2 separate regions of the Homo sapiens genome follow, and region 1 is linked to region 2. The links are chromatin contacts, found by Hi-C or POLR2A ChIA-PET in ENCODE. All regions are on one chromosome and are shown on one strand. The core of a region is the stretch at or near the end of the contact, and the rest is flanking DNA. Distances in the headings are between cores, read along the strand shown.

Region 1 (3,414 bases), core at 157-2,656, 190 kb before region 2:
TCCCTCACAGGGTGGCTGGGGGCCTGGATGGGAGGAGTGTGTCAAGGGCCCAACCGAGGCTGCCGCCCAGGGCTGCACGATACAGATCAGTGCTGGCCTCTCCATCTCACTTCCATGCTCTCTGAGCTGAACTCCGAAGGCCCCATCACCAGGGCCCCATTTGCGAAGGCGGCACCAGACAGGCTGTGGGAACGAGCTTCACAGCTTTTGTCAAAGTGGCATAATAAAGCCCCCAAGTGTCTGCTCTTTGCAAACTGGGATGGCAGATCAATTGTGGCATAAACAAAATAGCAGGCTTGGTGCGAACCCAGGGACAGATCACGCCTCTGCAGGGTGTGATTGAGGGGGAGGAGGAGATTCTCAGGGTGGCTGGGTTTGCCTTTTCTCTGGCTGAAGCTTTGAGGCCCCTCTCCAGAGCAGCTTGGCTCCCCACAAATTGCAAGAGCTTGGGAGACTGCTTCTCTACTCTGGGAGGCAACTGGCTAGGCAGTGGCACAAGCATAGGCCCCAGTGCCCTCAGCAGGAAGCCTGTCCCAGGGTCTCAGCACCCCCCCAGAGCTCTGAACCTACTGACCTTGATGCGGAAGAAGGATGGACCATCCTCCACCCCCACCTTGTCTCCCAGGATGAGCTGAGTGTGCTCTGTAGGAAAGCGAAGGGCAGTAAAGCAGGCACAGAGAGACCTCAGGAACAGGACAGTAAGGACGCTTTCACTGGTTGCCCTGTGCGCTGTCGGAGACCCTTCTGCCTCACCTGTCCCTTCATTCTGGGCAGATGGTGTTACACAGCTAGTCTAGTATTTAGCATCATTTGGGGCCTGCAGCACTCCCTAGCTAAGTTGTTATGCTGAATGCAAGCTGAACCAGGGCCGTAAGAAGACCCCAGGACAAGTTCTGGCCCAGACTATATGCGCCCTGTCCCAGAGGTGAGCCTGCTGGCAGCAAAGGGGGTAGGATCTGTACAAAACTGCTAAGAAACCCAGTGAGGGGCCTCTAGGAAGGCAGCCTAGAGACTGAGGACAGGAACTGCATCTGTCTGGTTTTCCACCATATTTCTGAGCCTTGCATGATACTGCCAACCTGATGCTGTCCACAGTAAATGTTTGCTGAAGGAATGAATAGGTGGATGTTGGTCTTACCAGCTTCATGTCTGGTGTTGGTTGCCTTGCTGAGGCCCTCGGATAAAGCCACACCCTTGTGAGGAGGGAGCATGAGGCCGGTCACATTCTAGGTTTGGTCATCCAGGAAAAAGGCAGATCCTCAACTGGAAACCCAAACTCCAATAGATGGCCTTGGGCAGAAGCCAGGAGTCCAGACATGGAAGAGTTTGGAGGAGTCAGAAGAGGCCCCCAGAGAGTGGAGGAGATGGCCTTGGCCTCACAAGAGTAGGTCAGGCAGGGCAGGCCTGTGGGGGGCCTCAAGAGGCCAATGAGTACCCCAGCTGTGGTCAGCCAGGCAGACTGTCACCCAGAAGCAGCAGTCTCCTCTGCACCTCATTCCTCGCGCTGTCCTCAAGCCCTGGGTCAAGTCTTATGTAAATAGCCCAGCTTGTCTGAGCTGTGCCACGGGGAGGTTATGAGTCTACCTTGGCAGACTCTTTAGGGGATAGGCCATGGCCCCTCTCCCCTGTGAAGGGGACAGCAATGATCAGTAGAAAGGAGGCCAGAGAGGACAGAGGACTCTTAAGGATGGGAGTCACAACTCTGAGCAGCAGCCACTCTCCCACGAAGATGCTCCCCTGGCTGTGGTCCTGGAGGACTGCAATTTGGTTTCTTAAGAAAAATGGAGCTTCCTTGGTGCCCTCAGAATACAGTCTAATGTGGTGGAAAGAGCATGAACTTTAGATGCTAGCACACCTGGGTTTCAGTCTCGGCTCCACCATTTCCAAGCTGTGGGGACTTCGCAACTGCTTTTCACCCTTTAACCTGCAGTTTCTGCATCTGTTGAATGGAGCTGTTCTCCCCCATAGGTTGTCATGATGACATGCGATGATGCAGGCAGGGCCAGCATTGTTAGGTGGTGGCTTTCACCACAATGAAGAGAAAATCCAGGTGGAACCAGTTTATTAAATGGGCCGACACTGGAAATGGCTTTGTCTCATCTATTGTCTTTAAGAACTCCCTTTTAGATTCCTTAACATCTTGGGTAAATGCTAGAGTTATCCAAATAGTTTTTATGTCTTTTTGTGTTTTGGGGTTTTTGTTTGTTTTTGAGACGGAGTTTCGCTCTGTCGCCCAGGCTGGAAGGCAGTGGCGCGATCTTGGCTCACTGCAACCTCTGCCTCCCGGATTCAAGCGATTCTCCTGGCTTAGCCTCCCAAGTAGCTGGGATTACAAGTGCACTCCACTATGCCCGGCTAATTTTTGTATTTTTAGTATAAACGGAGTTTCGCCAAGTTGCCCAGGCTGGTCTTGAACTCCTGGCCTCAAGTGATGCACCCACCTTGGCCTCCCAAAGTGCTGGGGATTACAGGCGTGAGCCACCAGGCTCAGCCAGTTTCTTTGTTTCTTTTCTTTCTTTCTCTTTTTTTTTTTTTTTCTGAGGGAGTCTCACTCTGTTGCCCAGGCTGGAGTGCAGTGGCGCAATCTCGGCTCACTGCAAGCTCCGCCTCCTGGGTTCACGGCATTCTCCTGCCTCAGCCTCCCGAGTAGCTGGGACTACAGGCACCCGCCGCCACACCTGGCTAATTTTTTTTTTTTTTTTGTATTTTTAGGAGAGACGGGGTTTTTGCATATTGGTCAGGCTGGTCTTGAACTCCTGACCTCAAGTGACCTGCCCACCTTGGCCTCCCAAAGTGCTGGGATTACAGGCATGAGCCATCACGCCCGGCCTCTTTTGTTGTTGTTGTTGTTGTTAATTAAGTACCAGTTTTAAGATTGAGACTCGTTCTCAGTTGTTTAATCAAATCTTCAAATTCACTTCTAATCAGAGCTTATTTAGCCTCCCCCTCTAGCTCTGGGCTGACACATGGCTCAGGGGACCCGCAGTGGATGGGGCATGGGGGTGATCTTACATCACTGGAGCCACTATCATTCCTTCTTAACTTTTGCTGGTGGGGCTGCAAGGCTCCCTGTTAGAACAGGCATATGTGCTTTCACGGCATCTATTTATGGGTCCTTGGGAGCCCTGCACAGGGACCACTCCCTGCCCCATTCCCTGAGTGGGCACTGCCCTCTCCATCCCTCCTCCTGTGACTCCCTCTCATGCTGTCCCCAGCCCTCTGCCCCTCAGCCTCTTCTTCCTAGGGCCCCCTTGCTCCAGCAGGCAGCCCTCTTGAGCAGTCTCTTCAGATCTCTTCCTTTCAGTATCCACTTGTCACCCTCTGGTGACCCATGTCACCCTCACATCTCCTGATGAAGCAAGCCCTTGAAGTACAGATGGCCCCTGGGACTGCCCTCTTCCTCCCCTGCCTGTG
Region 2 (3,634 bases), core at 364-2,863:
AGCTATTTCTGCCTGGTTCAAATGTGAACACCCTGTCCTGAATGGTGAATGAATTTTTTTCTTCCTCATTTGGGCTTCTAGTTGAAAACCACACCCTACCAGATGAAATGCAGAAGTGAAATTTGTGGAAAGTGGTCTGGGTGGAAACCCTCCTCTAAATCCCATCTGAGATCTCAAAGGACACTGGTTCTCAGAAGAGCCTAGAAGACAGAGATGGGGCAAGGAGGGGTCTCACAGCTGCCCAACACCAGCCAGCACATAATTTGGGCCAAGATTTGGTTAACTGTGGATTGGGACAAGGTGAAAGAAAACATGGCTCACAAAGGAAGTCCAATGGCACCCATGAGGCAAATGTACGCTGGGCTCAGTTACAGATATGGGGAGGAGCAAGTTTGGAAGTCGCAACTGTCACCATCAGGGAGAGCTGGGGCCACAGCTGGGAGACAGGACCTCTAGTCAGAGCTGCTGGTGCTTCAGGGATGGAAGACTCAGACGCTACAGGCTTGACCTGCCTTCAAGGTATGAATGATGGCAGGTATGCTGAGAAGTTTACTTGCCTCCTGCAATGTTTTCCCTACCTGCTCACAGATGCCTGACATTCCTTTTAACAGGGAACAGGCCTTGTATTACAGAGCAAAAGAGCAAGCTTAAAATGGCCATTGGAGGAGAGACTCATATCTGAGAAAGACAGCAAGAGGGGGAGAATGGTGTGTGTGTGTGTGTGTGTGTGTGTTTGTCTAGGATGGTATAATTTTGCTCAAGGCCATGGAAATAAGAAAATTTGGAGGCTGGGCACGGTGGCTCACAGCTGTAATCCCAGTACTTTGGGAGGCTGAGGCAGGCGGATCATTTGAGGTCAGGAGTTTGAGACCAGCCTGGCCAACATGGTGAAACCCCGTCTCTACTAAAAATACAAAAATTAGCCAGGCATGGTAGTGCATGCCTGTAATCCCAGTTACTTGGAAGGCTGAGGCAGGAGAATCACTTGAACCTGGGAGATGGAGGTTACAGTGAGCCGAGATTGAGCTATTACATTCCAGACTGGGTGACAGAGCTAGACTCCATCTCAAAAAAAAAAAAAAAAAAAAAAGAAAGAAAATTTGGGGTCCTGTTGGTGGGGTGGGAGGAGGGACAGCATCAGGAAGAATAGCTAATGGATGCTGGGTTTAATACCTAGGTGATGGGTTGACCTGTGCAGCAAACCACCATGGCACACGTTTACCTATGTAACAAACCTGCACATCCTGCACATGTACCCTCGAACTTAAAATAAATACTGATTAAAAAAGTAAAAAGAAAATTTGCTTTCTCCCCCACATATAGCAGTAGCAGCAGCATTTCAGAATGGCTTTAACTTCTCCCAGCTTTAAGAAGCTGAGGAAAGCAAGGCCTTTCTTCCAGGCAAGAATATGAAAAGGGGGGGGGGGGTTGTTGCTTTGAGGGAAGTTACGCTTATTTTTTTTTTGTCTTTTGTTTTTTTTTTTCCTTTTTCTGGAGAACGGGGTCTCGCTATATTGCCCAGGCAGGTCTCGAACTCCTGGGCTCAAGCTATCCTCCCGCCTCTTAGCCTCCCTGAGAGCTGGGATTACAGGCGTGAGCCACCGCGCCCGGCCTCTTATTCTCGATTGAAATTCTTTCATAGATCTCAAATTGTCGCTCTGAAATGCAGTACTTCCCTCTGCTGGCCATAGGGTTATATAGCTCATCAAAAACAAGGATGACTCCCAAGTCGTCTCCCTCATCTAAGACTAAGGAATTGACTCAGGACATGAGGTGGGAGATAAATCAAATATAGGATGATTTTCCAACCCTCACACCCCCTCAGAAAACATCCTTGAGTGTCTTTTGGCTCTGAATTTAAATAGGTTTATCTAGCTTCTCCAGCCTGTGCTTAGCCAATTAGGTCACATTGGCATGAATGTGCAAAGAACAATGGCTTGGAGCCCCACCCACCCAATTGCAGGACCTTGGCCCCCTCCCAAAACCTCCCTCAGAGATCCTGGAATACTTTCAGGGGGCGGAGGCTCATGATTTGGGGTTTGGGGCCTCACAGAGAGTCCACCATGTTCTTCTTGCTGGCTTCTGTCCCTACACCATCTCTTGGTTAAAAAGCCCCTCAAGGTCTCAAGCCGGGCGCAGTGGCTCATGCCTGTAATCTCAACACTTTGGGAGGCCGAGGTGGGCGGATCACCTGAGGTCAGGAGTTTCGAGACCTCCCTGAGCAACATAGTGAAACCCCATCTCTACCAAAAATGCAAAAATTAGCTGGGCATGGTGGCACATGCCTGTAATCGCAGCTACTTGAGAGGCTGAGGCAGGAGAATCGTTTAAACCTGGGAGGCGGAGATTGCAGTGAGCCGAGACAGCACCACTGCACTCCAGCCTGGGTGACACAGCAAGATTCCATCTCAACAACAGCAACAAAAGCCCTTGAAAGAAATTTCCCGCTGCTCTATTGTCCTGCCTGAGCCAGAGTCTGCTAATTCTCGAGTCTGCCTCGGTTGCAGTCCTGCTAGTGCCAGTTTCTGTGCAGATGTAGGAAAAAGGGCTCCACAAGAGAGGTGGAATTTATTCTGATGTATTTGTATGACCAAATAACAAGTTACATGCTCTCCATTGCATGGTGGTGTGTTTTGGTTAAAAAGCTACCATATCCTAGCAGGGTGGTGGTGATGTGTACCTGTAGTCCCAGCCACTCAGGAGGCTGAGGGAGGAGGATTGCTTGAGCCCAGGAGTTTGAGATCAGTCTGGAAAACATAGTGAGACCCCATCTTTAAAAAAAAAAAAAAAAGCTACCTTGCTTAGGGGGCTTTTTTCATTCTTGTGAAACTGAATTTCCACAAATTGATTCTGAAATCAGAGTGAATACTCTACTAGTATTTTCTATTTCTTTAAGATGTTTTATTTATTTATTTGAGACAGAGTCTCTCTGTCGCCAGGCTGGAGTGCAGTGGTGTGATCTCGGTTCACTGCAACCTCCGACTCCCTGGTTCAAGCGATTCTCCTGCCTCAGCCTCCCGAGTAGCTGGGACTACAGGCACGCGCCACCACGCCCAGCTGATTTTTGTATTTTTAGCAGAGATGGGGGTTTCACCGTGTTAGCCAGGATGTTCTTGATCTCCTGACCTTGTGACCCGCCCACCTCAGCCTCCCAAAGTGCTGGGATTACAGATGCGAGCCACCGTGCCCAGCCAAGATGTTTTATTCAAATTCTACTTTGATTTTATTTGAGGCCTTCAAAACCTTCCATAATGAAGGCTGGATATATCCCTTAGGATGAGAAATAGAGCCTAAAGGAGATGTTCTCAACATGACTCTCCAGTAAACAGTGGTAGTAAGTACTAGGGTCAAACCTCACCTTGGGGAGAAAAAGGGTGTTTATAGGTTTATGGGCCTTTCTCAAAGGCACACTGAAAAACACGAAACACAGGTCTCATTGTAGAGGCTGAGAAGTGGGAGCATATCCAGTTTTTAAAAGCAAATAAAATACAAGTTATTACTTGTGACACAAACAAGCCGGAACCCCAAGACCCAGAGGTGCTTCTTGGCATCTGGAAGAAGCTGATGCGGTGGCAGTGCTCTGAGTCAGGGGATGCTCAAGGATTACTCCGTAGGCCTTCAGTGATGTGTTTAG

Evidence for each region. A loop is a pair of places that touch in the nucleus more often than their neighbours do. ChIA-PET counts read pairs that join two places held with the same protein, here RNA polymerase II (POLR2A). Pooled maps may share reads with other maps.
Region 1: a loop to region 2 is called in a map of B cell, with 2.6 times the contacts of the local background. The contact joins the promoter of MSH2-OT1 here to the promoter of BCYRN1 in region 2. A Hi-C loop is called at or near these places in 4 of 168 maps with a recorded cell type or tissue (B cell, Caco-2, OCI-LY7 and 1 more), 9 of 37 single-sample maps with no recorded cell type and 12 of 50 pooled maps. POLR2A ChIA-PET finds 5 or more read pairs at or near these places in 2 of 52 experiments (activated CD4-positive, alpha-beta T cell and activated naive CD4-positive, alpha-beta T cell).

The regions. Positions count from the first base shown.
Region 1 is chr2:47,525,529-47,528,942 of GRCh38, reverse strand. It overlaps MSH2-OT1 (MSH2 overlapping transcript 1), which reads right to left and starts at 1,406. Exons shown (of 3, transcript NR_120602.1): 1 at 1,139-1,406; 2 at 575-642. The region is part of intron 1 of KCNK12 (potassium two pore domain channel subfamily K member 12); the gene reads left to right. It also overlaps a transcript of MSH2 not described here.
Region 2 is chr2:47,333,294-47,336,927 of GRCh38, reverse strand. It overlaps BCYRN1 (brain cytoplasmic RNA 1), which reads right to left and starts at 1,613. Exons shown (of 1, transcript NR_001568.1): 1 at 1,414-1,613. The region is part of intron 1 of EPCAM-DT (EPCAM divergent transcript); the gene reads left to right. RefSeq lists an enhancer at 166-255 and a silencer at 2,133-2,182.